Regions from separate parts of the Homo sapiens genome. Here all the other regions are linked to region 1. Evidence: chromatin loops called from intact Hi-C (ENCODE). Cell type or tissue: heart right ventricle. All regions are shown on one strand. Each heading gives the region's core, and the rest is flanking DNA. Links, peaks and the distances in the headings are about the cores only. Region 1 overlaps CMTM3 (CKLF like MARVEL transmembrane domain containing 3). Region 2 overlaps TK2 (thymidine kinase 2). Region 3 overlaps LOC124903699 (a long non-coding RNA gene). Region 4 holds the start of LOC124903698. Region 5 overlaps DYNC1LI2 (dynein cytoplasmic 1 light intermediate chain 2). Region 6 holds the start of CMTM4 (CKLF like MARVEL transmembrane domain containing 4).

What was found. Peaks named below come from ENCODE experiments on the same cell type or tissue, not always from the same donor. Only the 100,000 strongest peaks of a DNase experiment are listed, where the experiment ranks them.
Region 2: it touches region 1 in a loop (2.7-fold over the local background); 15 of 110 quality-filtered maps call a loop at or near these places.
Region 3: a loop joins it to region 1, with 22 times the contacts of the local background. A loop is called at or near these places in 74 of 110 quality-filtered maps.
Region 4: it touches region 1 in a loop (2.0-fold over the local background); 40 of 110 quality-filtered maps call a loop at or near these places.
Region 5: a loop joins it to region 1, with 4 times the contacts of the local background. A loop is called at or near these places in 24 of 110 quality-filtered maps.
Region 6: it touches region 1 in a loop (3-fold over the local background); 20 of 110 quality-filtered maps call a loop at or near these places.

What each region holds. Positions count from the first base shown.
Region 1 is chr16:66,606,571-66,611,791 of GRCh38, forward strand. CMTM3 (CKLF like MARVEL transmembrane domain containing 3) reads left to right here. Exons shown (of 5, transcript NM_181553.4): 2 at 1,739-1,894; 3 at 2,865-2,960; 4 at 3,313-3,433. It also overlaps a transcript of CMTM4 not described here. Among named protein-coding and RNA genes, the nearest start is that of CMTM3, 4.5 kb to the left of the region's middle. RefSeq lists an enhancer at 2,430-3,241. In heart right ventricle, for the core only: CTCF peaks have their summits at 2,143 (motif pointing right) and 2,366; DNase peaks (open chromatin) are centred at 1,816 and 2,151; H3K27ac peaks cover 1,225 bases.
Region 2 is chr16:66,513,748-66,518,968 of GRCh38, forward strand. TK2 (thymidine kinase 2) reads right to left here. Exons shown (of 10, transcript NM_004614.5): 7 at 4,042-4,130; 8 at 3,389-3,468; 9 at 1-64. Among named protein-coding and RNA genes, the nearest start is that of TK2, 34 kb to the right of the region's middle. In heart right ventricle, for the core only: a CTCF peak has its summit at 2,229 (motif pointing left); DNase peaks (open chromatin) are centred at 234, 2,114, 3,264 and 3,914; H3K4me3 peaks cover 802 bases; H3K27ac peaks cover 2,908 bases.
Region 3 is chr16:66,865,492-66,870,712 of GRCh38, forward strand. All of the region lies in intron 1 of LOC124903699 (a long non-coding RNA gene), which reads right to left. Among named protein-coding and RNA genes, the nearest start is that of PDP2, 12 kb to the right of the region's middle. In heart right ventricle, for the core only: a CTCF peak has its summit at 2,538 (motif pointing left); a DNase peak (open chromatin) is centred at 2,510.
Region 4 is chr16:66,481,769-66,486,989 of GRCh38, forward strand. BEAN1 (brain expressed associated with NEDD4 1) reads left to right here. Exons shown (of 5, transcript NM_001178020.3): 5 at 1-1,065. LOC124903698 reads right to left here and starts at 4,514. Exons shown (of 5, transcript XM_047435016.1): 1 at 1-4,514. The coding sequence starts at 3,381. The coding sequence ends at 2,776. RefSeq lists an enhancer at 2,389-3,369 and a silencer at 3,182-3,251. In heart right ventricle, for the core only: a CTCF peak has its summit at 2,149 (motif pointing left); DNase peaks (open chromatin) are centred at 2,123, 2,633, 3,293 and 3,573.
Region 5 is chr16:66,738,470-66,742,469 of GRCh38, forward strand. It overlaps DYNC1LI2 (dynein cytoplasmic 1 light intermediate chain 2), which reads right to left. Exons shown (of 13, transcript NM_006141.3): 4 at 3,969-4,000. Among named protein-coding and RNA genes, the nearest start is that of DYNC1LI2, 11 kb to the right of the region's middle. In heart right ventricle, for the core only: a CTCF peak has its summit at 1,663 (motif pointing left); DNase peaks (open chromatin) are centred at 2,228 and 3,222; H3K4me3 peaks cover 1,888 bases; H3K27ac peaks cover 3,430 bases.
Region 6 is chr16:66,694,207-66,699,427 of GRCh38, forward strand. It overlaps CMTM4 (CKLF like MARVEL transmembrane domain containing 4), which reads right to left and starts at 2,537. Exons shown (of 4, transcript NM_181521.3): 1 at 2,134-2,537. The coding sequence starts at 2,319. RefSeq lists an enhancer at 1,740-2,579 and silencers at 2,050-2,339, 2,430-2,769, 3,010-3,069, 3,100-3,179. In heart right ventricle, for the core only: a CTCF peak has its summit at 2,811; DNase peaks (open chromatin) are centred at 1,915, 2,175 and 2,635; H3K4me3 peaks cover 2,274 bases; H3K27ac peaks cover 869 bases.

The DNA.
Region 1 (5,221 bases), core at 612-4,611:
GGGTGTCCCCATGGGGACTCCTGCACCCACTAGAAACTACTCAGCCATAGACATGTTCAAACGCAGCCACAGTGACAGAAACCAGGGACAGATGGCCTCCCCAACACCCACAGGGCCAAGTTGCTTAAGAACTCTACCTGGGCCGGGCGTGGTGGCTCATGCCTGTAATCCCAACACTTTAGGAGGCCGAGGTGGGTGGATCACCTGAGGTCAGGAATTCGAGACCAGCCTGGCCAGCATGGTGAAACCCTGTCTCTACTAAAAATAAAAAAATTAGCTGGGTTTGGTGGCGGGCGCCTGTAATCCCAGCTACTCGGGAAGGCTGAGGCAGGAGAATCACTTGAACCCCGGAGGTGGAGGTTGCAGTGAACTGAGATCGTGCCACTGCACTCCAGCCTGGGAGACGGAGCAAGACTCCATCTCTGGGGCGGAGGTAAGATAACTCTATCTGGGGGGTCAGCCAGCCCTGGGTTCAAATTCTAGTAGCCTCTGATTAGCCATGTGACAGAGTCTTCTCATCTGTCAAGTGGGGCTGTGCTCATGGGTGGATGTGAGGGTCAGAGGAGATGCCCGTGAGCCTCAGGGTACCAGGCACTGTGGAGCCCCAGGCTGGCCAACAGGTCACCTTGGCCTGCTCTGCAGCGTACCTGGGCTGCAGGACTGCCCAGGGCTCAACATCCTCCTGCATCAGCTCTTCCCACCTACAGAGTTGTGGGCAAGACCACAGTGAACATTTTGATTCTTGTAGTTCAAGTACAGCTGGCCCCACCTTTCACAGCTGGCCCTGTATGAATAAGGCAGCAGGGCCTGAGGTGTCAGTGCCAACGCACCCTCTGTTAGATGTTCCTTTCTTATCATTATGAAAATTTGCAAATACATTAAAACTCCAAAAGATTTTTTTGCTTTATCTATCTGTCCATCAAGGCATTTTATCTTTTAACACAAAATAAATTGCAGACATCAGGACATTTCAACTCTGAACACTTCAGGACGCATATCATTAAGGTTCAAGGTTTTTTCTTTTCAAGGTGAAATCTACATTCAGTGACGAGCACACGTCTTTGGTGTTGGGTGTTACTTTTTGGAAACTGGTTCCTGCCTCGCTTTGATTTCCCTCCGCAGGGCACTGAGTGGAGTGCATGTGCTTGGAAGGCTGGGGCTTTCTGACTAGGTCCTGTCAGGGAGCTGGGGTGGGGTAAGGTGAGGACTCAGGGCCATGCCCAGGACTGGGAGGCAGCATAGGTGTGAGCCTGGGCCATGCTGGGTTTTTTTTTTTTGTAGGGGCGGGTGCGGACAGGGTCTCTCTCTCTCTCACCCAGGATGGAGTGCAGTGGCCTGATCACAGCTCACTGCAGCCTCGACCTCCCCGGGCTCAGGTGATCCTCCCACCTCAGCCTCCCAAGTAGCTGGGATTTCAGGCACACACCACCATGCCCGGCTAATTTTTGTATATTTTGCCGAGATGAGGTTTTGCCATGTTGCCCAAGCTGGGGTCAAATTTCTGGGCTCAAGCAATCCACCTGCCTGGGCCTCTCAAAGTGCTAGGATTACAGGTGTGAGCCACTGTGCTTGGCCTGGGATTCTAATCTGGCTCTGCCACTTCCCAGCTGCGGGACTGTGAGCAGTTGGCTTCCCCTGCTGGAACCTCCTCTATCCTGACCACAGGGCCTGGCTCAGAGGAGCACTGGACAAGGAACATGAAAAGGCTCTGACTTCACCTCAAACTCCTTCCCCGCAGGGTCTCTCATTCATCACTTTTATCTGCTATGTGGCGTCCTCAGCATCTGCCTTCCTCACAGCGCCTCTGCTGGAGTTCCTGCTGGCCTTGTACTTCCTCTTTGCTGATGCCATGCAGCTGAATGACAAGTGGCAGGGCTTGTGCTGGCCCATGATGGTGAGGACAGGGGCCCCAGGAGGGAGGGGTGCCCTGCACAAAGTGGCCAGATGAGGAGTCCAGAGTCGTGCACTTGGGCCCTTATCCTTTCTCTAGTGTGCTGGAGTTTGCAGTTGGTTAGAACTGGATGGAGAGACCCAGCTTCAGATCATCCCAGCTCCACTACTCAGCAGCCCTGTGACCTCAAGTGGGCTGTGGTGCCTCTAGAGCAGGTCTGTGAGGCAGGGAACCCGGAGAGGGGTCTCTGGCCACCAGGTGGCGCCGGTGCTCCCCACCGGGCCTACAGGAATGAGCTGCCGCCACAGGAATTCAAGCCATTTCCACGTGGGCAGGACAGGTTAACTGAGGACTTGCAGGGCTTACCCAGACTTCAGCCATCGGCAACCCTGACCTCGTTTTATCACCTGTGAGGGCCCAGACCCCAGTGGACCTCGCTGAATGAAATGTGTCCTAGAGAAAGGGCAGCAAAGGCTCAACTTGAACCCTTGTCTCTTGACTTCATATCCAGCATCTGCTGCCTCAGGAGGGCTGCACCCTCTGTGTCCCCATCTTAGGGACGGATAAGCAGAAACTGTGGTCCATGAATGGATCGGCCACAAGAGTGTGACAAAGCCGAGGCCCAGAGCCAGATCTCCCCAATGGAGAGCGGGAAGGGAGCAGGTGGGGGTGTTTCCAACTTCTGCTTCCACCGCATCGCAGGGCAGGCTGCACCCTGATCCACACAGTTTTTTGCCCAGAGCTTAGGACAGCAGCCCCGCTGGACCCGGGATAGGGCAGTGTCAGCTGCTGGCAAGGCAGCAGAGGCACCTCGGGGGTGGGACAAGGGCCTAGGCATGTGGGTGGGGCCAGGATGGGATAGGAGCCCTCAGGTGCTAGGCCTGGGGCTGGGAACACGACCAGGCTGCCAGGCCTCCTCCCCATGCTGTGCTCAGCTCCAGGGGCTCAGGGCAGCATGCCCCTCTCTCCCCAGGACTTCCTGCGCTGTGTCACCGCGGCCCTCATCTACTTTGCTATCTCCATCACGGCCATCGCCAAGTACTCGGATGGGGCTTCCAAAGCCGCTGGGGTGAGCAGCCGCCCCACCCCTCTGGAAACTGCAGATGCCCCTCTAGCCCCTCATTTAGGGTGGGACCTGGGGCAGAGCCTTTCCCTGCTGGGGCCCCCCTGGGGTCTCATGTGGGTCCCGATGATGATTCCAAAGTCCTCTCATTAAAGACTGACTCTACCCGGGGTTTTGAAAGGCTGTTTGTCAAACCAAGTTCACAGCTCATTTTCCCACTTCCGTTACTCACAGGGGTCTGTGCCTGACACTCGGGCTGTTTGTCCAAGCAGATCTGAAATGGGCCGTGAGGCTGGGGCAGCAGCCTCCCGGAGCAGGGAGTCAGCCCTGTGATGCATCCCATCCACCCTGTCCACAGGTGTTTGGCTTCTTTGCTACCATCGTGTTTGCAACTGATTTCTACCTGATCTTTAACGACGTGGCCAAATTCCTCAAACAAGGGGACTCTGCAGATGAGACCACAGCCCACAAGACAGAAGGTAAGCGGCTGCCCTGATCACCCCAGCAGTGCTGCAACAGGGGCCTGCCCTCCCTCGGGGATGCCAGCTAGTTTGAGGCTGGGGTGGGATCATTTCCTCTCTCCCCATGGCAGGAAGTGTTTTCACAGCCCATTCTCACCTACCCTCATGCAGCACTGATCCAAAGCCAGTCCCATTCGCCTCGTGCACCCTCACCCCAGCCTTTCTAGGAGGGGCAAGCAGTGGGCATGGCTGAGCCTCAGGCCAGGCCGGCAAGTCTCCCTGGACGACCCCCCTGGGCAGCCAGTCACTCTCGGGCACCTGTCCACCTGGGATCCAGAGTGGCCATCCCCCAAACCCAGCCCCTCTGCTGTCTTACCCATCCAGGCCTGTCCTGGGAAGCTCAGAGCCCAGAAAGGAGTCAGACCCAGAAACCGTGGCAAGGGACAGATGATGTGTCCCGTACCAGGGGAGGGGCCAGATGGGGCAGCAATGACGACAGTAAAACAGGAGCCGATAGAGGGAGGGATACAGTAGCTGAAAGCAGGCCCACGCTGGGTGTCAGCTGGCCCGAGGCTCTGGAGGGGACACTAGAGCTGGGTACTGACAGATGGCAGTAGAGGAGTGTGCAGGCAGAAGAGACCAGGCCGGTGTAGGGAAGAAGGCTGAGAGCAGAGACAGCAGGCGCTTCTGCCTGGGGAGATGCTTCTCTGGACCAGGCGGATGTGCCCCTGTGCTGGCAGTGCCTGTGGCTGGACAGGTAGACAAGGGCAGCTCTGGAAGGGCCTGCAGGCCCCACCCTGTGGTTGGGATCTTCCCTAGGCAGGACCAGTAGGTTAGGCTTAAGAGCCACTGGTTTCCTAACAGCCAGGTGCTGGGGCCATGGGGATTTGTGAATCCCAGAAACCGTCCTTCTGCTGAAAATGAATGCCACTCATCCCATCCCGTCCCTTGGCAAATATTAGGTTAGAGCTCCCAGGCGGTTTCCTCAGGCTCTGCAACCTGCTCCCAGTTGCCCGCAGCAAGTGATCCCAGACAACCAGCCCAGGGACCAATTAGTAAACGTCAGTGGAAACTTGGGTGGTTTTATTTTGTTTTTTTTGTTTTACTATTTGGAGAGTTTCACATATGTAACAATTATTTTGCTGTAAAATTATTCTTGACTTATATGTTAGAATTGAATATAGCAGCCAGGCACAGTGGCTCACGCCTGTAATCTCAACACTTTGGGAGGCCGAGACGGGTGGATCACTTGAGGTCAGGAGTTTGAGACCAGCCTGGCCAACACGGTGAAACCCCATCTCTACTAAAAATACAAAAATCAGCCAGGCATGGTGGTGCCCGCCTGTAATCCCAGCTACTTGGGAGGCTGAGGCAGGAGAATCACCTATGGGAGGCAGAGGTTGCAGTGACCTGAGATCAAGACATCGCACTCCAGCCTGGGCGACAGAGTGAGACTCCATCTCGGGGGGAAAAAATTGAATATAGCAAAACCCACAAAATCTGACGAGTGCAGCCCAGGAACCGGAGTGAGGGACAGAGCTGGGGTTTAGGGACTAGGCTGCCCACACCCCAGCCCTGAGCCCAGCCATGAGCCAGCGACAGCTCATGGGGACTGACTGGGGTTCTGAGAGACAGAGGCTGGCCAGGGAGGGGATGAGCATCAGGAAGTAGCAACCAGCACTGGGGTGGGGTTGGGGGTTAGTGACTCTGGTGCTTTTCCTTCTGGGGTGGAGGTTCCAGAAGGCTCTACAGAGCTCCGAGACAGAACTGGGATTTCAGGAACCCTCGAGGTACACCTCATAGGCA
Region 2 (5,221 bases), core at 1-4,000, 93 kb before region 1:
TGGGGAAAAGGCTGCCTTTGATGAGCCACTCCTCATGGAGATGGTGAATTGCTTCCAGGTATTCCTGCCAGGGAAACACAAGCAGTCTGTCGGGAGTGGACAGAGCAGACCCCACCTACCAAGGGTGTCAAGCAGAGGGGGTCAAAGTAGTCAATGACCATGGGCAGTGACTCAGACAAAGGAACCCTGCAAGAGCAAACCTGGCTCAAGTGGACAGCGGCAGACGCAGCCACACACTCGGTGGCCAGGCTGAGCAAAACAGCACAAGTGTCACCAGCCACCCTGCTCTGCTCCACTGGGGGTTCGTGGGCACAAACACTGGCCCTTCCCCTGGCGCCTGAATCAAAGCCAAGGCAAAAGGCAGGACCCCCTCCCCCTCCCCCTCTCCCTCTCCCCTTTGCACGGTTTCCCTCTGATGCCCAGCCGAGGCTGGACTGTACTGCCGCCAACTCGACTCACTGCAACCTCCCTGCCTGATTCTCCTGCCTCAGCCTGCCAAGTGCCTGGGATTGCAGGCGCGCACCGCCATGCCTGACTGGTTTTCGTATTTTTTGGTGGAGACGGGGTTTCGCTGTGTTGGCCGGGCTGGTCTCCAGCTCCTAACCGCGAGTGATCCGCCAGCCTCGGCCTCCCGAGGTGCCGGGATTGCAGACGGAGTCTGGTTCACTCAGTGCTCAATGTTGCCCAGGCTGGAGTGCAGTGGCGTGATCTCGGCTCGCTACAACCTCCACCTCCCAGCCGCCTGCCTTGGCCTCCCAAAGTGCCGAGATTGCAGCCTCTGCCCGGCTGCCACCCCGTCTAGGAAGTGAGGAGTGTCTCTGCCTGGCCGCCCATCGTCTAGGATGTGAGGACCCCTCTGCCCGGCCGCTCAGTCTGGGAAGTGAGGAGCCCCTCTGCCCGGCCACCACCCCGTCTGGGAGGTGTACCCAATAGCTCATTGAGAACGGGCCATGATGACGATGGCGGTTTTGTCTAATAGAAAAGGGGGAAATGTGGGGAAAAGAAAGATCAGATTGTTACTGTGTCTGTGTAGAAAGAAGTAGACATAGGAGACTCCATTTTGTTCTGTACTAAGAAAAATTCTTCTGCCTTGGGATGCTGTTAGTCTATAACCTTACCCCCAACCCCGTGCTCTCTGAAACGTGTGCTGTGTCCACTAAGGGTTAAATGGATTAAGGGCGATGCAAGATGTGCTTTGTTAAACAGATGCTTGAAGGTAGCATACTCATTAAGAGTCATCACCATTCCCTAATCTCAAGTACCCAGGGACACAAACACTGCGGAAGGCGGCAGGGCCCTCTGCCTAGGAAAACCAGAGACCTTTGTTCACATGTTTATCTGCTGACCTTCCCTCCACTATTGTCCTATGACCCTGCCAAATCCCCCTCTCCGAGAAACACCCAAGAATGATCAATAAATACTAAAAAAAAAAAAAAAGGCAGGACCCACACCTGGCTTCTCCCATTTACTGCCACTTTTGCAGCAGCAGGGCCTCAGTTCCTTCAGGCAGGGGCCCAGCCCTGGGCAGCCTCTAAACCCTCCGCTCTGTCTTGCCACCAAGAGGACTGTGACCCTCACCCATTGCCCTTCTACCCCCTCAACAACTCGTAACCTATAGACCCTCCAGACTATAAAGACCACCAACTGCAGAAAGCCTGATGCAGCGGAGCCCAAGGGAAAAGGGGCACAGGCCCTCCTGAGCCATGGGGCCTGCATGCCAGGCAGAGCAGATACTCGTGCTCTCCCAGGCACAGAGTGGGATGGCTCCTCACACAGATTCCACTCGCCATCCCAGAGGCTCGCGTGTCAACTCTGCAGCAGCCTTTACATCTCCTGCCCAGCTCTCCCTTGGCAATAGGAGCCAGATGTGTCCCATGGACCTGGTCAAACCCTTAAGACAATGGCTTGGATCACGGCTTGGACGGCCCCCAGGCTTGGGGAGCATCTGGGTCACTGCACAGAGCTGCTGTGCGCATCACAGCATGGTCCAGCCTGGCCCCATTCCACCACATTCCATCTTCCTAGCATTCTTGTCTCCAAGATTTCAAAGGAGCTGCCCAGAGTGACGCCTGGGCCCTCGTGGCAGGAATGCATCGTGCTGGCACCAAGGAAAAACAAGGCTGAGCAGGATTTCAGGAGTTGGATAGGCTTCCCAGGGCCCCCAGTCCAGCCTATCCTGAGCTCAGAGCCCCTGACACCCCACTGAATGCTTGCCCAGCCTCTGTCTCCCTCCAGTGGCAGCTTCTCACATGGGACATTCAGTTCAATACTAACTGAGCAACTACTAGGCACCAGGCCCCAAGGCACATGCAGAGGACACGGAGGGAATAAGACCCAATCTTAAAAAGCTCACATTAGTGAGGGATGGGGAACAAAGGTATAAACAAATAGTGTCAGTATGCTGTCCTAAGGCCCATGATCACAGAAAGCCAGGGGGTGGGTTTGGGGGGGGTTACAATGGAAGGAAGGTCAGGGGTGGCTTCCTGGAGGAGGTGACATCTGAGTAACACTTTAAAGACAAAGGAAACGACTGTGCAAAGGCACATTTGCATAACTCCACTGTGTATGTGGTTGTTTGTGTGTGGCCACAACTAGTTCCTTATAGCCAGAGCATAGAAAGTAGGGAATGGAGGATGATAACGCCAGAGAGGCAGTTGGGGCCGGGTCATAAGCCGTATTACAAAGTGGGGACTGCATTCTAGCCAGCAGCAAGGCACTGAAAGGTTCTGGGCTGGGAAATTGCACGAGTGGTGATGAGTATTGGAAATATCAGCCGGGCGGCAGCCTGGAGGCCAGATTTTGAAGGGAGATGCAAGGAGGGAAGGGCCAGGGCGAGATGCACAGCCCGGGCCTATACTGGCAGAGTCCCCATGAGAGTCAGTGTGGCCTGAGCAGAACTCAGAAGGGCATGGCATCTCTCCAGTGGGCAAACACCACTAAGCATGAGCACCGCCTCCGTGCCGGGCACTGTGCTAAGCACTAGGGATGCAGCAGTGAACAAGAGGGCTGGGTCCTGCCCTCCTGGAACTCGCATTCTAGGGAGGACACAGAGAGCACAAGGCCAGGCAATCTTCAGGAGGCAGAACAGACAAGCCCTGGTGCTGCCAAGATGGGGAGGGGCAGGTGGGGAGGGGAGGGGAACGCCTCCAAGCAGGAGGGTTGCCAAACTGTGAGTCAGCGACCACAGGAAGCCAAGCAGATCTGGACATCCACGTGGGTCTCTGGCCAAACAGGAAGTCAGAGTTCACCCTCTGATACACTTGGTTCCTGTTCTCTCTCTGCAAACAAGGGCACAATGATCTCATGGGGGTGGGGCCGGGAGAGGAAGCCGGGTTGGACAGAGGTGGTTTCCCAGTTTGTCTTTAACCAAGTCAAAGAGGCCTCTTACCAGCGGAATGACCTTCTCCTCTTCCCTGCATCTCTTCTTTAACCTCTGGTAACAAGTCTCAGGATTGGTCCGAAGGTAAACTGAGGTTAAAAGAATACGTGGCTCTCAGGACTCTGCTCATGGCTTGGAAGCAAAGCAGGCACACAGGCAAAGGCGGGAGGAAGGTCTGCACAGCTCGAGCAGGAAGCAGGGAGGGCCAGCTCTTGGCTTGACCACTGACCCTCCGCCTCGACTTTCATTCTCTTTCAGTGTCAGCGGCCCCGTGGGGTCGTTTTGAGGCTGAATGGGATTCTGTTCATAGACAGAGCTCAAAACAGGCCTCACACCCAGCAGGTCTCAGTGAATGTTCAGGCTCTGTCCTTCCTGTTCCTTTGCAAACTAGAAAAACCCATCAGATCACAGTGGATTTGGGTCTGAAAGTAGCTGAGCCAGGGAGGGAAGTTTAAAGAACAAAGGCCAGGGTTCTTCTCCATGAGAGACCAGAAGTCCCGAATTCTGTCTGCCCTCAGGGAGAAAGCTGAACTCCCATGGGGAAGGAACTGCCAAGGGCAAGTGCCTCACCCACTGCCCCCAAGGGTTGGGGCCCAGCCAAGCACATCCTCAAGGGACCCAGGAGAGAGACAAGAGAGGGAGGTGGGAGGGGTGCATCTCACCTATCAAATCAACAGACACGTCCATGTTCCTCAAGATCCAGTCAAACCATTCCGACAGAACTACATAGTCCACTTCTGGCATCTTCCCACTGCAATGAGAGTTGTAAGGGCTTATTCACCTAAGAGAAAACTTCTGGGCTATGCAATTCCCCCAAAAGGATCTTGAGACGGCTCTCAATGAAAGGAGTCACCAAGGGTACCAGGGCACAGTGTGATCCGTGCAATACTGGACATGCAGTGACAAGGACCCTAAGCATTCCCGACCTCCTGCTGCCTGGGAGCGGCTTATGGCACAATGCTGCAAGGGCCATGGCACGGAGTGATGGGAGAATTCACTTGGGATTGGAACTCTAAGCAGAGAAAGGGACTTTAAAGCTTGTACCCTGAGAACAGAGACAGTGCTCAGGTTAGGCAATGAATCAGCAAACCAATTTCACTTCTAGAAATTTATTTTGTGGACCAGGGTGGTGGCTTATGCCTGTAATCCCAGCACTTTGGGAGGGTGAGGTGGGAGGATCACTTGAGGCCAGAAGTTCAAGATCTGCCTGGGCAACATGGAAAGACCCCCATCTCTACAAAAACTACAAAAAAATTAACTAGGGGTGGTGGCGCATGCCTATGGTCCTAGCTACTCGGGAAACTGAGGCAGGTGGATCACTTGAGCCCAGGGGTTTAAGGCTGTAGTGGGTCATGATCATGCCACTGCACTCCAGCCTGGGCAACAGAGTGAGACCCCTGACTCAAACAAAACAAAAAAATTTATTTTGTGAAAATAATCATGATGCTCACCGCGGCACTGTTTAAACCAATAAAAAACTAAATCTTGGTAAATCTATATAACAGAAAATTCACGCAGTAACTGAAGGATGATATTGTAAAATAATATTTAATGGCATGGAAAAATTTCAAATCTAATGTTCAGTGAAAGCAACAGGATCTAAAACTGTGTATATCCCAACCACATTTCCAAAAGTATTCACCAATGCATCTTGGAAAGGTGGGAAAGAAAAATATCAAAATGTAAAAAGTGCTTTTCTCAAGCTGCAGGACTACATGAGACTTTTCTTTTTTTCTTTATACCTTTTTGTATTTTCCAAATTTTAACAACACATTACTTCTCAAATCAGCAGTGGGAGTTGGGGAGCATTACTACATATTTTAGTTTTTATTTATTTTTTTT
Region 3 (5,221 bases), core at 699-4,698, 260 kb after region 1:
AGGCTGGTCTTGAACTCCTGGTCTCAAGTAATTCTCCCACACTGGCCTCCCAAAGTGCTGAGATTACAGACATGAGCCACCACACCCAGCCTGTACCTTATTTTGAAGCTCCATAAATAGCGGCTTCAGATGCATACCAGGCAGAGGAAAGTGAGTCTCTTTGCCCCCACGGTGTGAGTTTCCTAGATGATGATAACTCCTGGTAAAATTCTCAACACAAAGTACCATCTTCCCTCATTTCACATGATAATTGTATTCTTGGAAAATATTCTACATTTTAAGACTGTGCAAAAATCCCTTTGTGTTTCCAAATAAAACAGAGCAAGGTTGTAGGTTCAAATGATGATAAACAGATTGTTCATCAGATACCTGTAGAGACCTGGTTAAACAAAACAAAACAAAACAAAACAAAACAAGACTGGGCATGGTGGTTCACGCCTGTAATCCTAGCACTTTGGGAGGCCGAGGCAGGAGGATCACCCGAGGTCAGGAGTTCGAGACCAGCCTGGTCAACATGGTGAAACGCTGTCTCTACTAAAAATACAAAAATTAGCTGGGTGTGGTGGTGGACATCTGTAATCCCAGCTACTAGGGAGGCCAAGGCAGAAGAATTGCTTGAACCCAGGAGGCAGAGGTTGCAGTGAGCCAAGATTGTGCCACTGAACTCCAGCCTGGGCAACAGAGCGAGTCTGTCTCAAAAAACAAAACAAAACAGATCGTTCACCTGTCTGAACATGCTGGTGGGACACTCGAAGGTCAGGAAGAATTCAAACAATCCCTTGTTGTGTGGAACTGGGGAGGAATCCTGGCACCTGTGACCACCCCAAATGCCAGGGGTCTCCCCATCCATGTGACAATCCCTTCCCCGAGATGCTCTTCAGAATGGTACAACAAGCCTAGGGGACGAGAGGAGAAGCTACGCTTGGGGGAAGTGCACCCCAGGAGGGCAGTGAATAAAGTGTTGGGGTTGGTCTGAAGGAGGCGGAGGCCCAGGTGGGAACATTGACAAGGGACTCTGAGGTGCAGCATCCCCATAGCCAAATCCTGGGGGAGCAGGCTGGTCTCTGGGGGTGGAAGGTGGGGGGACCCTATAAGGGCCTTGCTGCCCAAGACCCCAGGCTTTCTGCAGAGGATGCAACAGAACCTATACTTCTCTGGGTCCTGCATGGACCTCTTCTGCTCAACTGCTCTGGGCCCTCCACGAACTGCACCCCTGAACAGACAGTGGGGGCCCTGTCATCTATAGCTCCTGTGGAGACCTCTGTGGGCTGAAAACCCACTTAAGTCACACACCAAGAGGATGACGGGGTCCTCAAGTATGTCACTAAACAGAAAAATAGTCCAAAATGATACCGAACTGACAAGTAACTACAGGGAAGGTAAACATAATTGTGATTTCCCTCATGTTGCTTTTGTTTTAATAAAATGTTAAGTAACAAATTGTTTTAGAGCACCTTCCTTTGGTGTCTTTGAGAACATGCTCCATGTGCCTGTGGAATGGCCCATCAGTGAACAGTCCATGAACTGACTCATTTAATCAGACCCAAGACCTTTTTAAAAAATAAGTAATTAATTAATGTTTTGAGAGAAGGTCTCACTGTGTCATCCAGGATGGAGTGCAGTGGCGCTATCATGGCTCACTGCAGCCTTAACCTCTTGGGCTCAAGCGATCCTCCCAACTCAGCCCCCAGAGTATCCACCACTCCTAGCTAATTTTTTAAATTTTTAGTAGAGATGGAGTCTCCCCATATTGCCCAGGCTGGTCTTGAGCTCCTGACCTCAAGCAATCCTCCCAGCTTGGCCTCTCAAAGTGCTGGGATTACATGCATGAGCCATTATGCCCAGCCAAGACCCCAAACCTTCTGAGATAGGTACTATTCTTTCTCTCATTTTTGTTTGTTTGTTTGAGACAGAGTCTTGCTCTGTCGCCCAGGCTGGAGTGCAGTGGCAGGATCTCGGCTCACAGCAACCTCCATCTCCCAGGTTCGTGATTCTCCTGCCTCAGCCTCCCGAGTAGCTGGGATTAAATGCACCTGCCACTACGCACGGCTAATTTTTGTATTTTTAGTAGAGACGAGTTTCACCACCTTGGCCATGGTTGGCTAGGCCGGTCTCGAACTCCTGACCTCAGGTGAGCCTCCTGCCTCGGCCTCCCAAAATGTTGGGATTACAGGCATAAGCCACTGTGCCCGGCCTTATTCCCATTTTGCAACTGAGATACTGAGGATCAAATTGATTAAGACATTTGCTCTGGGTCACACAGCCAGGAGTTGCTCGGGCCACGATTGGTCTATCCCAGAACGAAGTCTGAGCAAGCTCTAGGCCCCTGAAAAGGAGTAAAGCCCCCCGCCCCACACTAGGTCCCTGAAAAGGAGTGAAGACACACACACACACACACACACACACACACACACACACACACACACTCCACACTCTTCCACACTCTTCCTCCCTCCACTCTGGGAAATGAGAAGCTCAGGTGCTTCCCGCAATCTGTTCTCGCCCCCTGGTGGCCACGTTTAAAGCTGCGGCTGTGTCTTCAGTGCATCCTAGCCGGGGATCCACCACCCGGGGCCTGAGCCTGGCTGTGCTGGAAAAGAGTTTGCCTGGCAGGTTGCTACTTGTCAAACTATATAAAATATTTTTGCTGTTGTTTATCTCCTGTTTCACTGATGCCCTCAGCTCTTGCTTCTTCTGCTGGCTAGAAGCTCCGGCACTGGACGGAGCAGACAGCTGGCCAGCGCCACAACCACTGGACTCCTGGGGAAAGGACGTGCACTTCTCCCCGAAACTATGAAGGATAGAAGAGGGCAGAGGGCCGGGCGCGGTGGCTTACGCCTGTAATCCCAGCACGCAGGGGCTCACGCCTGTAATCTCAGCACTTTGGAAGGCCGAGGAGGGCAGGTCTCAAGGTTAGGAGTTCGAGACCACCCTGGGCAACACAGTGAAACCCCATCTCTGCTAAAAGAAAGAAAAAAAAAAACTAGCCAGGCGTGGTGGCACATGCCTGTAATCCCAGCTACTCGGGAAGCTGAGGCAGGAGAATTGCTTGAACCCAGGAGGTGGAAGTTGCAGTGAGCTGAGATCGAGCCACTGCACTCCAGCCTGGGTGACAGAGCGAGACTTCATCTCCAAAAAAAAAAAAAGAAGAAAAAGAAGAGGGCATTCCAAACAGGGAACAGCAAGGGCAAGGGCCTGGAGGCAGTTACATGGAACTGAAGGTGTGAGAAAAAGCCAAATTAAAGTTGACCCAGGCCAGGCATGGTAGCTCATGCCTATAATTCCAGCACTTTGGGAGGCCAAGGTGGGTGGATCACTTGAGGTCAGGAGTTCGAGACCAGCCTGGCCAACATGGTGAAACCCCATCTCTAATAAAAAAAAATACAAAATTAGCCGGGTATGGTGGTGGGTGCCTGTAATCCCAGCTACTTGCGAGGCTGAGGCAGGAGAATCGCTTGAACCCGGAGGGCGGAGGTTGCAGTGAGCCGAGACTGTGCCATTGCACTCCAGCCTGGGCAACAAGAGCTACACTCCATCTCAAAAAAAAAAAAAAAAGTTGACCAAGGCGGGGCGCAGTGGCTCACGCCTGTAATCCCAGCACTTTGGGAGACCCATCACTTGATCTACTTGGGTGGATCACTTGAGGTCAGGAGACCAAGACCAGCCCGACCAACATCTCTACTAAACCCCATCTCTACTAAAAGTACAAAAATTAGCTCGGTGTGGTGGCGTCTGCCTGTAGTCTCAGCTACTTGGGAGGCTGAGGCATGAGAAGCTTGAACCTAAGAGGCGGGGGTTGCACTGAACCGAAATTGCACCACTGCACTCTAGTCTGGGTGACAGAGCCAGACTCTGTCTCAAAAAAATTTTTTTTTAAAAATAAAATAAAGTTGACCCAGTCTTCAGCATAGCCTGGAGATGGGGGTGCCCTGATTACAGTGACAGGTCCTAGTTCTTCAGACAGAAATAGCTCTTGAGCCAAGGAAAGGAGGGCAGCTGTGCTCCAGCACTCTGCATACTTCTCCCTGCCCCCCATTCTGCAGTGAACACACAGCTGGGGGAGGGTCTGCCCCCACAATATACATGGGAACGGCTGCCCCCATTCAGCAGATAGAGAAACTGAGGCTCCAAATGCAGTTGAGGTTCCTTGCACAAGTCACTCATTTGACCAATGGCAGTGCTGGGATTCTTGTGTCTGCCCAGCCTCTTAAACTGCCACATCACATGGGGTACCCTGTGCCAGGGGAGGCTCTTGTCTTTGGGGAAAGTAGAGGTCATGGGCTGTGCACTTCCTACACAAGCCTCCAGGCCAAAGTGTCCTCCTGGTCCTCAACAGGGAAGAAAATATACCCAGTTTGGATTCTCAGACTTCTATGGAGAACTGGGTTGTTCAGGTGAAGGTTTATAGGGTTTGATTGTTGCTAATGGCTGATTAAAGAGTGCTTGACTTTCTATGAGTGTGTTTGAAACTGTATTTCCCATGGAGGCAGTGGGGGTCAGGGAGCAGGCTCAGAAATACCCATACATTGTTAGCACCCTGGAAATGAAGGCAATGCATGGGTATATTTAAATTATAGTCTTTCTTTACCAATGATTTTGCAAAGGAAAAAGAGGCTAGGTGCAGTGCCTCACGCCTGTAATCCCAGCATTTTGGGAGGCCAAGGCTGGCAGGTCACCTGAGGTCAGGAGTTCAAGACTAGCCTGGCCAACATGGTGAAACCCCATCTCTACAAAAATACAAAAATTAGCCAGGCATGATGGTGGGTGCTTGTAATCCCAGCTACTTGGGAGGCTGAGGAGGAAAATCGCTTGAACCTGGGAGGCAGAGGTTGCAGTGAGCTGAGATTGCACCATTGCACTCCAGCCTGGGCGACAGAGTGAGACTCTGTCTCAAAAAAAAAGAAAAGAAAAAGAAGCATAGGCCGGGCATGGTGGCTCATGCCTGTAATCCCAGCACTTTGGGAGGCCAAGGCGGGTGGATCACCTGAGGTCAGGAGTTCAAGACCAGCCTGGCCAACATGGTGAAACCCTGTCTCTACTAAAAATACAAAATTAGCTGGGCGTGGTGGTGCATGCCTGTAATCACAGCTACACGGAAGGCTAAGGCAGGAGAATCATCTGAGCCCGGGAGGTGGAGGTTGCAGTGAGCCAAGATCTCACCACTGCACTCAAGCCTGGGTGACACAGTGAGACTCCATCTCAAAAAAAAAAAAAAAAAGCA
Region 4 (5,221 bases), core at 595-4,594, 120 kb before region 1:
CAGGTGGCTTCACCACAGTGCTGCCTGGGCACCTCTCTGAGGCAGAGAAGTGGCCCCTCCCTCAGTCCCTGCCTGGCCGACCACTGTGGCCTGCACGCGAATGGGTCAGAGCCAGACCCCGGAGCTGGTGCTGTCCTTCTAGGTGGCTGCTCATAGCTGGGGATGGTGAGTGGCTGTGTTCTGGCCTTGCCCACGTGGGTGTTTGCAGAGACAAAATGAAGGGGATATGCTCCCCATAAATACCACCTTGCCACCACAAGAGGACCAGAAGGCTACTCAGCCTTGCTGCCACAGAAGGGGATTTGTAGGGTCAGCCTGGCTGCAGAAAGGCTGGCTCAGATCTTGACCAAGAAACCCCAGCGATTTCCATCAAAGACCACGCAGGTAACAGAGGTGATTCCTGAAGACCCAGCCCACAGAGGGTGGCAGCCAAGCATCTCTGAGCAGTGTCCCTGCTAGCATCGCCAGCGGCCATCACTCTGCCTCCCTCCCACCTCTTGTCCCTCGTCGTTAAAAAACAGCACCCTATCCTGCTTCCCCACATTTCTGTTCCTCCAATGAAGGGCTAAGACTATTTAGTAATCTCTTTCTTAAGCAGAGGAGTGGCAAGGATGGCAATCTTGAATTTTATTTTCTGTAGAGATAGCATTTCTTCTGGTGCGGAGCTGAAAGGAATCCACCCAGAAGTTCTGTAGCATCCTGCGTGCAGCCTCCTGGAGCCCCAGACTCCATCTGGGGGAGGGACTTGTTTACAAGCAGTTCTGACCACCTTAGTGGTGTACTGTTTTCTAGGCAAAAAATATCTGTCTGTTGTACTGTATAGCCTTTAAAATGCAGTCCAGGAATGAGACTCTTTTAAGAAACACATCCTGCTTCTGCAATTCCAGAGAGTGCTGGGGGAAAAAAAGGGATAAAAATTCCTACCTACTCATCAGTGTTTGAAAGATGGAGCTGAATAGCTTTTCTTGTTCCTGGACTAGGCAATGAATAAGCAACAATGTATCTTTTCTGTGTTCAAAATAAATACATAATATCAATAAAATGTAGCAAGAAGTAACACTTTCAGAGAGTGCATAAGGTTCCTTTTTTTCTTTTCTTTTTTTCTTCAGACAGGGTCTCACTCAGTCGCCTACGCTGGAGTGCAATGGTATGAACATAGCTCACTGTAGCCTTGAACTCCTGGGCTCAAGTGATCCTCCCACCTCAGCCTCCTAAGCAGCTGGGACTACAGGCATGCACCACCATACCCAGCTAATTTTTGATTTTGAATTTTTGTAAACACAGGGTCTCACTATGTTGCCCAGGCTAGTTGAAACTCCTGGTCTCAAGCGATCCTCTCACCTCAGCCTCCCGAGTAGGGTTTATACCTTCTGAAACTTGTAAGAAAAGGAAACACTAAATAGCAACAAAATGAAAATACACCTCCGGCTAGCAATCTCTACCCATTCATTACCTCTCAAGATTAAGCACCATTGAAGCCTTGTCATTTTCCTGTTGATGTGGATATTTGGATAGTCAGTGCCTTACAGGAGTTGCTTTTTTTTTTTTAACCTCACTGAAACTTGGCATCATTTCTCTGAGACATGGCTGGTGTAACGTCATGAGGATGGGCCATCAACTTCAGGACCTGACTCTAGGAACTTCAGAGACTACACGTTTTACTCTAACAGGAGTTGGCTTGTAGCACCCTGATGGCTTGTACCACCAGGAAAGAGAGGAAAGTGGCAATGAAACTGAAATGAGCTGTTGTCTCACCCTCTGCAGGAATTCCCCTCTTCCTTTCCATGCCCTCCACAACACCATGGCTTGGGCTATTGATCTCTTAGCGGACAGAGCCTGGGCCCCTTCCTCTGTCACATTTCCCTCCCACCAGAACTCCAATAGAGCCCACTAACATAGTCCTAGATGCCCCCAAGTGCCTTGAAAGTGGGGTGCAATCCAAAATTCGAATAGTCCATTAATATAGTCTTAGACCCCAAGTGCCTTGAAAGTGGGGTGCAATCCTGAAGGAGGGTGCAGCGGGGGGAAAGACCACGAGATAGGCTCATCCTTCTGGTTCTCCAGCCCACGTCCCTGCTGGACAGGCCAAGGCTGGCTCTGCTGCGCCTATCACCCCCACCCTGAGCCCACACTGCCACCTGCCGGCTCGCTGCTGCCACTGCTCAAAGTGAACAAGTCAGGCCCTGAAGAATGAGGAAGCCCCTCCTCTCACCTTGAAACACAATACCCACCAGCACTCATAATTGCAGACAAAACCCGTCATTTTAACCCTGGGCTTTTCTTCCACCCTTGAGATGTTCTATGAGGTTGAACCCATTCAAGTATTCCATTTTTGGGGCTCACCCCCGCCCCGCCAGCATCACTCTCTGGACAAAGCCTGACACTTATGTCCCCCTCTCTGTAAGCAAAATAATCATTTTGCATGCCCTCTGTTCTGAACATCACTAGGCATGGCTCTGGTGCCACCTCAGTGCTCTGGGGCTCCACCTCCTGGGAATGAATGCAGAAACTTCCACAGTGATGGTGTCCAGCCATGTGCTGCCCCCAACCGAAACCACCCCACACCGACACCCAGCTCCCACCACAAAGACTTAGGATCCCACAGGCCTTTGGGACTGTCACGCTCTTGGCTTTTCCTGCTCCTCCATCCACGACATGCCCTATGCTGTGGTGTGTCACATATGGCACCACATTCAAGGTCCTTTGCACATTCCTAAGGAGATGCCGCCTGTCTGTGCCAGGGGCCAAGGAGAACACCCCAGGTACCTGGGCTCATCAGAGGCCCAAGGAGATGGAAGGTGAAGCTGCATCACAGGACGATGGAGACAGGGGCCCCAGGGCCAGACCCTGGGATGAGGATGTGGGTGAGAGTTTGGTTAGGGAAGTGTTCCCAGGAGTACCAGATGGAGTGAGGCAGGAAACAAGAAAGGCAAGGAAGCCAGTGAGGGGGTCACCAAGCAGGTCACCACTGCAGGCCACTGAGCGCAGTCCCACTGGTGACTCTGAGACACAGAGTAGAACGCACCTCAAAGTGACGCCCGCCCTCAGGTGGGAGAGACGGGTTGTTTGTACCCTGATGCTCAGCAGACATTTTTGGAGGCTGCCCTTTGGAGAATGTTCATTCCTGCCCCTTGTGGAGGCCAAATGGGCTCCTCTGGCCAGAAAAAAGTCTTCAGGGGAGTCACCGTGCTGGCGATGACGCCATCGTGATAGTCCACAAGAGCCATCATTGGGTCCCCGTGTATGGGTGTGGTGAGGTCCCAGGTCTCTGCAAAGGGCTCCAGCAGCTGCTGCCACACACAAGCAACAGGCATCGCCCAGAAGAGGGCGGAAGGAGGGTTGATACAGAGTAAGGCTGTTCACAGCCACCACGAGGAACATCCATTGTCACACTGGCCAAGCCCACATGCACATACACACACTGGGGCCCCTCCCAAGTTCCTAGAGATACCCCTGGCACACACTCACATGTAGCATCCCTCAGCTCCACCTCCTGTGGTTTCGTGGACATTTGCTCAGACAGCTTTGGTGCACACACACTAGTGCCCTTCTCACTTAGAGCTTGTGCACGTACACACTTGGTGTTGCATACTCCAGTGCCACTGACACTCCCACTCAGCTGTTCCTATCCATGCCCACCTGCATGTCCAGGCTCTTGGCATGAGCGGTGGAGAGACAGTAAGCTTCATCGTCTGAGGAAGTGAATCTTCTGTCCTGGTCTCTGCTTTGCTTCACCCCACATTGCACGTCCTCGGGGCCAGAGGAACTCTCTGGAGCCCAGGACTGGTTGCCTAGATCAGGCCGGGTATCTCTGGGCTTGGGGGCTGGGCAGATCTTTACCCCCAGGGTGGCAGCCCAGTTGTGCCAGCCCAACATGTCTCCAAGAAATCCAAGGTTGCAGGTCCTCAGGCCCTGCCGTCCCCACCTCAGCCATGCCACCACTGACCATCTCACCAGCATGACTCCTGGGGGCCTGGGGCTGCCTGTCTCTCTTCCACTGCCAGTGGCTGCCTGGTCCACAGCCCACCCCAAGGCTGGCACCATCTGAACTGTGTGGTGGAGTAGAAGAGCATCCCTTGAAAAGGACCCTCCACTCCCTGCCACTCTGAGCCTCATTATCCAACTGCAAGAGTCAGAAACCCAACTTGAATCTTCATGAGCAAGGAAGAATACTTACTGAATTGTCCAAGTCAGGCATGGCTGGATCCAGAAAGTCCGGGAATATGGGCAGGTATGTCATCTCTCTCTGGATTCTGCTGTCCACCACAGTGCCTTCATTCTCCCATCAGAACAAAAGTATGGAAGCCCCAAGTCTACTTTGGTTGGTTCATAATCCAAAACAAAGAGATCCTCTCTCTCCCAGAGAGCAAATACCAAGTCTCAGAGAAAACTGGCCCAGACATGTCCTCATCCCTGACTCTCTGAATGGCTGGGATTAGGGTCTCTGTTGTTTGTTTGTTTGTTTGTTGTTTGTTTTTGAGTCAAAGTCTCACCCTGTCGCCCACACTGGAGTGCAGTGGTACGATCTCGGCTCACTGCAACCTCCGTCTCCCAGGTTCAAGCGATTAGCCTGCCTCAGCCTCCTGAGTAGCTGGGATTACGGGCATTCTGAGTAGCTGGGATTACGGGCACATGTCACTGCGCCCAGCTAAATTTTTGTATTTTTAGTAGAGACGGGGTCTCACCATGTTGGCCAGGCTGGTCTTGAACTCCTGACCTCAGGTGATCTGCCTGCCTTGGCCACCCAAAGTCCTGGGATTACAGGTGTGAGCCACCGCACCCAGCCAGGATTACGGTCTCTGGCTGACTGAGCCTGGGTCATGCCAAAGCAGCCCTTGCACATCTCCCATGCCTCCATCTCCCCTCCCTGCCTGCCACTCTGTGGAGGGTGGAAGAGGAGGAGCCACATTCATCTCTCCTGGAATGGGTTCTGCAAAGAAAAGAGGGGAGGAGGCTGGGAGGACTGGAGACACACAGACGAGCAGCCTCTGCCATGTTCCCTTGACAGGGACAGGCCCTACCCCTCAGATCTCAGTCTGAGCGATGACCCCAAGCCACAGATAGACAATGAGCTGGGCAGTGAGTCAGGGCAGGTGCTGGGGCAGGGTCAGGCGGAGAGTGGTTGCTAAGCAGGGCCCATAGCAAAGAAAGGAGGAAAGAGCAACAGCCTCCAGCCAGGCCTGAGGGCTCCAGGCTCACTGGACACCATCTTGAATCTGTG
Region 5 (4,000 bases), core at 1-4,000, 130 kb after region 1:
TTGAACTCCTGACCTTGTGATCCACCCACCTCAGTCTCCCAAAGTGCTGGGATTACAGGCGTGAGCCACAGCACCCGGCCTACAGCATCTCTTTAATTAAGCTCATTCATATACCTTCACTGTCAGGCTAAACGCGATGGCTTATGTCTGTAATCCCAGAACTGTGGCAGGCCAAGGCGGGTGGATCATGAGGTCAGGAATTCAAGACCAGCCTGGCCAACATGGTGAAACCTTGTCTCTACTAAAAATACAAAAATTAGCCAGGCATGGTGGCGGGCACCTGTAATCCCAGCTACTTGGGAGGCTGAGGCAGGAGAATCACTTGAACCCAGGAGGTGGAGGTTGCAGTGAGCCGAAATCGTGCCATTGCACTCTAGGCTGGGTGACAGTGAGACTCTGTTTCAAAAAAAAACAAACACACACACACACACACACACACACACACACACACACACACACACACACAAATACTTCACTGTTAATACAAATAATCTAGTCAAGTAAACCATACTCCATTTTGGATAAAAACAGAGAAGAACTCCTCCATGTGGTTGTTGAAGGGTCTTTAAAGGAATCAAATATTCTCACATTTTTCTCTTTAAAAGCACTTTTAACAAATCTTCAAATCAATAAAATATACAATGGCTTAACTGGGCAAGATCTAATGCCCGAAGATCTCGTGAGGCACTCAACTAGGGCTTCCCAGACAGTGAGAAGCACAGAGCCTGGAAGGGCTCACAGGTAAGCTAAGCTACGGTTGGAAGGTGGAGGCAGGAAGTTCAGACAGCTGGCTCCACGAACCTCCACCCCATTACCTCGTGCACTGTAAACTTTTCTGCTGTTTTTTACCTGTGCCATGAGGAGAAAATAGTTCAGAAGCCCTAGATTATTCACGCTCTAAAGGAATGACTTAATTGTGGCTGCCCAACAATAGGAAATTCACATTTTTAAATAACTTAGCATTTTATTTTATTTATTTAATTGTTTTTGAGATAGAGTCTTGGCTCTGTTGCCCAGGCTGCGGGGCAGTGGCACAATCATGGCTCACTGCAGCCTCGACCTGCTGGGCTCAATCAATTTGTCTGCCTCCGAGTAGCCAGGACTACAGGCATGTACCACCATGACTGGCTAAATTTTTTTAGAGACAGGGTTTCGCCATGTTGCCCAGGCTGGTGTCAAACTTTTGGTCTCAACCAATTGGCCCACTTCAGCTTCCCAAAGTGCTGGGGTTACAAGCATTGAGCCACTGCGCCTGGCCAACTTAGCATTTTAGAAAGCAATTTGGAAAGCAGAGCAAATATACATAACATGAGTGAAAAGGCAGTATTAAAAAGAGGAAGGACCATGTAAGTTGGATAGTAAAACGTGCATTTTTTCTTGGGTATACACATACTGCAGTGTTAACAATTTCTCTCCAGATGGTGAGTATTTCACAGCAGGGGACATCAGCCCACTTGGGGCTTCCCTTTGGAATCAGATGGGAGTGGGTACAAGAAGATCACAGAGCATCTTCACTGCTGCTGCTGCTTCTCTCTCAACTTTTCCCTCCTACCTCATTTATTGGTTTCACAGTCCTGAGAAGACCCCATAGTCCTACATAAGCATAAGAAAAGCCCCATATATAAAACAAGAAAGAGAAGACTAAAGTACAAAAAAGCGCCACCTTCTGGTGGCTATAGGGGATGCTTTCCCTTTCACTCAGATGATCCCTGCAGCCAAACAGCTGCCACAGACACAAAACCACTGGGAACCTAACCCTAAAAGAGACTGGCCGGCCATGGAGCAGCTTTCCAAAATCATAAGAATGGAGACTGGTGTTGGACTGGAAACCAGGTTGAATAACAGCCCTTCACTCCTTCCATATAACATCTAGAGTCCAATTAATCTGGAAAGCAAGAGTCCTCTGGGCAAGAGGATAGCCAACTGCTTTATTAAAATGTAGCCTAAACCCAGTACTAACAAAGGCTCCTCCAACATACAACACAAAGACGTGGCTACCATTCCAAACATCTGAGAAGGGGTGGTGACAGCAGAGAGGCCAATGGAAAACCAACCAGAGTCGTGGGACATGGTTCCAGCAATTGCTAGCTGCCCTACGGTGTCCTCTCTCCTCTTCCTCCTTATAACCAAACTGAACTTTGATATTTAGAACACATGGCAACCCAAAGTAAAGATTACATTTCCCAGCCTCCTTAAGAGACAGCAGCCCCTGCAGCCCTGCATTTCTCTTCCTCCATCCTGCTGACTGGAACACGGATGTGAAGGCTAGAGCTCTCAGTCAGGAGGAAGAGAACCACACCCTAGAAATGACAAAGCAGTAAGCACAAAGGAGCAAGGTCCTCCAGCTGTCTTCCCAGGGCTCTAATTTCCAGTCCTCAACTACCTACACCTCCAGATTTCATTTACAGGAGAGAAATAACCCTCAGTCTTGTTTAAGCCATTATGTTATCTCAGGTTTTATGTCACATGCAGCTGAATCTAATCCTAAATAACAGCCATCAATGACTAAATCACAAAATAAATTCAGTGTTTCATGGAAATTTAAGCCCCCCAGAAGCAGGCCTTTTATTTACTGTGTCTCCAGCACCTAGAACCTGGTACCTGGTACAGTATAGGGCAGACACTTTCCCTATCTGGGAAAAAACAATATTGGCTCAATCTCTCTCTTTTCTGTCTTAACAGATCTCTACAAGGTTATCACTCTAAGAAAACAGCTTCAGAGAACTGAAGTCACCAGTACATTAGCCCACTCATCTGGGTACAAAGCTGTCTGTGCAGTGGATGAAAGCAGGTCTTCAGACTCAGAACTATTCAGAGAAGTTGTCCTTAAGGGCTCTATTTCAGGAAAAAAGAGGCATTATCTAGAAAGGTCAGTGGTTGAAGACACATGAGCTGAGCTGCATAACAATCACAGTAGCACACATGCGGGTGACCAGGGAAATATACACATGCACAACAAACCGAAGAATACAATGTTAAACTCATTGTTTTAGACAACGTGGGACAGAAGCAAGATGAAGTACTGGACAGAAAACACACTGCGAGAAACTTGATTTAAAAAGCGCATCAAAATTTCTGAACCATTCTGCCAGTAAGTGTGAAGATCCCGTGTGCCATGCCCGAGAAGCCCTCATTAATTCACCAGAGGGGGTGATGTCATCCTGTGAAAATACGCCAGGCTGGGTCAAGCTTGCCCCGGCCAGGACGGCTGCTGCTGCTGCCATGGCTCCAGCCCCTGCCCCTCCCATTTCCCTGGCAAGTGGACAGAAGATGATGTAACTGCACAGAAGCAAGGGAAAGGAAAAACAAGCTTCTGAACCACATTAAGGAAAAAAAAACCCAAACAAACTTCCTTTAATTTGAAAGTTCTTTGTTGTCAAAAGGGCTTGGATGTCCTTAGTCTTAAAATAACCTTTCATGTTAATTACAAAAAAAAAAAAAAAAAAAAAAAGACCCTCCTATTTCTAACTAAAATCGTATTTTGCTGGATTCCAAAATGAACTAAGGAGCTGAAAGCTTTGTCTTTCTTAGGACTTCCTCTAAGCCTGCCAACACGAGGGTCCATAGGGCCTTAATGGAATTCCAGGGCAGTAAACTCAAGCTGCAGAGACCACAGCAAACCCTCACATCCTCTGATGTTAACTCAGCAGACAGAGAGTAACAGAAAAGCACAGAGATCCACAGAACTTAACACATTTTAGGGAGTGAGGGAAGAACTCTTATTTGAAACGGAAACCAATGAAGATAATAAATATTGATTTGTTTTCTTCAACTTGTGACACTTGAGTTAAAGACTGCTTTGAATACTTTTGACTACTGAGTTTACAAGAGGAACTCTGAAATAAATGGTGCAAACAAAACAAAACCACGAAGCAAGGGAAGCCTCTAGGATTGGGAAAAGGAAAGTGATTCAAACCATCTAAAGAGACTCGTGAACTTCCCAATTAAGAAAATTATATTTTACTCACACTTCCGTTCCAGCTCCCTCATTTTTTCTGGT
Region 6 (5,221 bases), core at 759-4,758, 88 kb after region 1:
GCAATGCAGTAATAACTAACAGTCTACAAACTAGATTTCAATTCTTTTACTAGATCCTTTTAGGGACAAGTTCTATTTACTTTCAAACTCCCACAGTGCAAACAAAGCAAGGTATTTGACCAAGCCCTGCTCTTTTCTTATTCATTTCTAATTATCTGTACGGGCTGCTGGCACCCCATACTCAAACATTGGCTAGCTGCCTCTTTTAAAAGGCAATTGCAGGCAGGGTGTGGTGGCTCACGCTTGTAATCCCAGCACTTTGGGAGGCCGAGGTGGGCGGATCATAAGGTAAGGAGTTCGAGACCAGCCTGGCCAGGCCAACACAGCAAAACCCCGTCTCTACTAAAATTACAAAAATTAGCTGGGCGTGGTGGTGGGCGCCTGTAATCCCAGCTACTCGGGAGGCTGAGGCAGGAGAATCGCTTGAACCCGGGAGGCAGAGGTGGCAGTGAGCCAAGATTGTGTCACTGCACTCCAGCCTGGGCGACAGAGCTAGACTCCATCTCAAAAAAAAAAAAAAAAAAAAAAGGCAATTGCACACCTCCCTTCACCTCCTACATTCTCTTTGCTAACAGCAACGCCAAACTAAAAACCAATGCATCTTTGAAAACATTCCAGTTTACCAGATAAGGTAAATTTAAAATTCTGAAGACAGATTATCTGATCCATTTTTCTTTCCATAAAGCCCTTCAAAAATACCCTCTGGCAGTCAGCAGAACAAGCCTTTCACCCAAGAGAGACATAAAATAGCCTATGATTCTGTCATTTACAAACGCCAGGACATTTATTTAAAGGGTATCCACACATTATATTATTCCCAAGGAATGCTTATGCACTCAAGTAGGAAAAGGAGGACCAGGCCTGGCACGGTGGCTCATGCCTGTAATCCCAGCACTTTGGGAAACCAAGGAGGGGTGATCGCTTGAGCCCAGTAGTTGGAGACCAGTCTGGGCAACATGGTGAAACCCCATCTCTACTAAAAATACAAAAATTAACCCGGCATGGTGGAACGTGCTTGTAGTCCCAGCTACTCGGGAAGCTGAGGTGAGAAGATCGCTTGAGCCTGGGAGGTCGAACCTGCAGTGAGCCACGATCGCACCAGTGCACTCCACCCTGGGCGACAGAGACCCGGTCTCAAAAAAGAGAGAGAGAGAGAACAAGAACAAGTGGCTTCTCTGGCTATGAGAAGTCTATAAAGTTTTGAGGCCGGTGGCCTCAGAAGGCCTACCTGTGACAGAGAATGTTGGGGGGACACACGGGTTTTTCTGAATTAGAGCATGCCCACAACAGAGCTAAGCAATTGCCCGCAGAGGCATGTTACAAAACCACAAAGCAGGAACAGAGCTGAGAGGCCCCTGCCCAGAACACCCTGGAAGCTAAAACACAGGACCCTGAGAAATGAGCTCTACTACAGACAAGTCCAACAGAAAGTTCTCTGTTTCTGCTACCTCCAAAACTGGCTGCCCTCCCAGATTTAACTCTGGGTACCAATTGGGCAGTGCCAGCCACCGTGCTGGGCGGTGGATTCCGGGATGCCAAGTCTGTCTTCTTGGTTAGAAGGACACAAACCTCTGCAGTGTAGAGAATTGTGGGCATATCTGGGCTCCTCCACTGCATCAGGGCTACCTGCCTCCATCCAGCAAATACTTACTAAGCGCCTACCATATACGCCTGGCACCCAGCTAGACATCAAGTGGGAACCAAACCACAGTCCCTCGTCTCCGCAGGCAGAAACAGGCACCGTCCGGAGGTTGCGCGGGCCGGGAAAACCTGCCACAGGTTGCTAAGACCAGCTGTACCCAGGAGACAGCAGGATTCCCAGCAGCACCCAGCCCAGTAACGCCACAGACTCCCGGGAGCGAGGGCGGAGCGGACAGGTAGGCCCGAAGGCAGGTGCTCAGGTAGGAGGCGCACACCTGAGGCTGCCGGCCTGGGAAGGGCAGGCTCTGGCCGAAGGCGGGGTCCCCAGAGAAGGCTGCAGAGTGGTCCCGGGACCCCACGAGGGAGAGGGGGCGCGAGGAGCGGGCTCCGGCCTGGGCAAGCGGGTACGCGGCGGAGGCCCCGCAGCGGGGCGGGGAGGGAGGCGTGCGGCTAGGCCGCCCTCGGGCACCTGGGGCCCCGCCCGGCACCTACCACTTGGGCGACCTTGAGGCGGCCGAGCGCGCCGCGCAGGTAGTCGGGGTCGCAGCGCAGGCCGGCCAGCCCGCGGCGCTGGCTCACCGGCTCGGTGGTGGGCTGGTACGGGCTGCTGGCGCCCGAGATCATGGAGGTGCTCGAGGCCTCGCCCTCGAAGCCGTCCAGCTCCTCGCCGCTCCGCATGCTGCCGCCCGGCCCGGGCCGCCTCGCGCGGCTGGCTCCCGGCGCCAGGAGCGGGCGGACTCAGCGGGGCCGCCGCATCGCCGCCGCCGCCGCCGCCGCCGCCGCCCGACTGACTGCCCGCGGCCCGCCCGCCGCCGCCGCCTCTCGCCCGCCGCCCGGCTGCGGCTGCGGCTCGGTCCGCTCGGGCTCGGCTCCCGCCGCCTCGGCAGCGGAAAGGGAGGGAGGTGGGAGCCAGGAGAGGGAAGGAGGCGGGAGCGGGCGCGCCGGGCCGGGAGAGGCGGAGCCAGGCCGCAGCCGGCCGCTCGGAGGCGCTCCGCGGCTCGAGCGAGGTGGAGGCGGCGGCGCCGCGGGCCTCGGGGAGGGGCGGGGCGAGGCGGGGCGCCGGCTCCTCAGGCCCCGCCCTGGCCCCGCCCCCACCTGCGCCTAGAGCCGGGGCGGGAGCCGCTGGTGGGCGCTGGCGATCCCGGCACGCGGGGCGATGGGGTTCAGGCAGCGGGGTCTTGGGGCTGAGGAAAGGGTCGAGGTGGACCTGGAGGCCATGGAGTTGCTTTCCCAGACGCTGCCTCAGGTTCTCCTTTGAAGAAAGTGGGGTCCTCGACGCATAGGGTGGGGAGCTTCTCGGTAAAGACAGAGACGGGCTGCGCCACCCGGGTGCCGGGAACGGTGCGTGGCCAGGGTGGGCTTGACTCAGACTATTGGGCCGACGAGAGGTGGGTAAGTGCCTGTGTTCTCACGCTGGGCGCCTGGAACAAACCGGTTCCGAGGCCAGGGGCGGGCGGGGCAGGGTGAGGAGCCGCCCCACTGCAGGTTGTCCCCGCCGGCCTGACCCAGGCGACTGACATGTTCCTCTCCTCTCAGCTGAAAAGCTTTGCTAGCTCTGTCTACGCATAAAGTAAGGTTAAACACAGATTTTGCCCCGAAGGGCATTAATTAGGGACCAATTTACAATTCAAGTGTGAAGGCTAATTTTAAGCTAAGTAAAACACTGACTAAGAAGTGTCGCTTTGATATTGAACCCTTCCACAACCACAAATACCGAGAGCTTGCCATGTTCTAGGCACTGAGCAAGGCGCTTGAAGAACGTATCGTTGTTATTTCTATTTTACAGAAGAAGAGACTAAGGCTGCAGACTGGAAGTAGCTTGTCCAAGGTCACACAGTTCATTGGTGGGCAGAGCCCAGGTTCCTACTTTTTCTTTTTTTAAAAAAAAGTTATTTATTATTTTCATCATCATTATTTTTGTAGAGATAGGGCCTCACTGTGTTGCCCAGGCTGATCTCGAACTCCCGGGCTCAGGGGATCCTCCTGCCTCAGCCTCCCAAATTGCTGGGATTACAGGTGTGACTGACCATGCCCAGCCCTCAACTTTTTCAAAGATAGGAAGGACAGTGACTCTAATACTGTTGTCCTTCTGTATGGGGGCAAGAGAGGGAGCTTGTTTTCAGGACCCCCTCAAATACCAAAATCTGAAGATGCTCTCAAATCCTTTATATAAAATGGTGTAGTATTTACATATAACCTACACACATCTTCTCGTATACTTTAAATAATTGTTCTACTGTATTACTTTTTATCTATATTTTTGTGTGTGCGTGTGTGTGTTGTTTGGGGGTTTTTTGTGTGTGTGTTTTCTGAGACAGAGTCTTGCTCATCACCCAGGCTGGAGCGCTGTGGTGAGATCTCTGCTTACAGCAACCTCCACCTCAAGCGATTCTCCCACCTCAGCCTCCCGAGCAGCTGGGACCACCACGCCCAGCTAATTTTGGCATTTTTAGTAGAGACAGGGTTTCACCATGTTGGCCAGGCAGATCTCAAACTACTGGCCTCAAGTGATCTACCCACCTCAGCCTCCCAAAGGGCTGGGATTACAGATGTGAGCCACCGTGCCCCACCTGTTTTTCTGTTTTGTTTTGTTTTGTTTGTTTTTAAAATAGACTTTTCACTCTGTCATCCAGGCTGGAGTACAGTGGTACAATCATAGCTCACTGTAACCTCGACCCCCTAGACTTAAGCAATCCTCCTGTCTCAGCCTTCTAAGTAACTGGGACTACAGGCATGCCACCACCATGCCTGGCTAAATTGTTTTTTCTTTCTTTTTTTTTGGAGATGGGGTCTCATTATGTTGCCCAGGCTGGTCTCAAACTTCTGGTCTCAGCAGTCCTCCCACTTCAGCCTCCCAAAGTGCTGGGATTACAGGCATGAGCCACCACATCCAGCTTATTTTTTATTGTTTTTTCCAAATAATTTTTTTTTTTGAGACGGAGTCTCATTCTGTCACCCAGTGGCATGATTGCTGCGCACTACAACCTCCACCTCCCAGGTTCAAGCAATTATTCATGCTTCAGCCTCCTGTGTAGCTGGGATTACAGGTACCGACTAACACGCCTGGCTAATTTTTGTGATTTTAGTAGAGACGGGGTTTTGCCATGTTGGCCAGGCTGGTCTTGAATTCCTGACCTCGAGTGATCTGCCCACCTTGGCCTCCCAAAGTGCTGTGATTACAGGCATAAGCCACTGTGCCCAGCCTATTTTATTCCAAATTTTTTTTTATCAGCAGTTGGTTGAATCCATAGCTGCAGAAACCACAGATATAGAGGACTGACCCTAAATCAACAAATATTTATTGGGCACTTACTATGGATTAAGCAATATACTAAGAACTTGAGATAGACAATGGTGCTAGACGGTGGTGACATTGAGTGGTTGGATGTAGACTCTTGCCTCTGCTTTCTCCCAAAATCCCAGTGAAATGACAGTTACAGGGATTTTTTTGAGGGGGTGGGGTTGGGCATTAAACTGTTGGGATAAAGAATGGCAAAGGAGGCAGGGCACCATGGTGCATGCCTGTAATCCTAGCACTTTGGGAGGCTGAGGTGGCAGTTCACTTGAGGTCAAGAGTTCA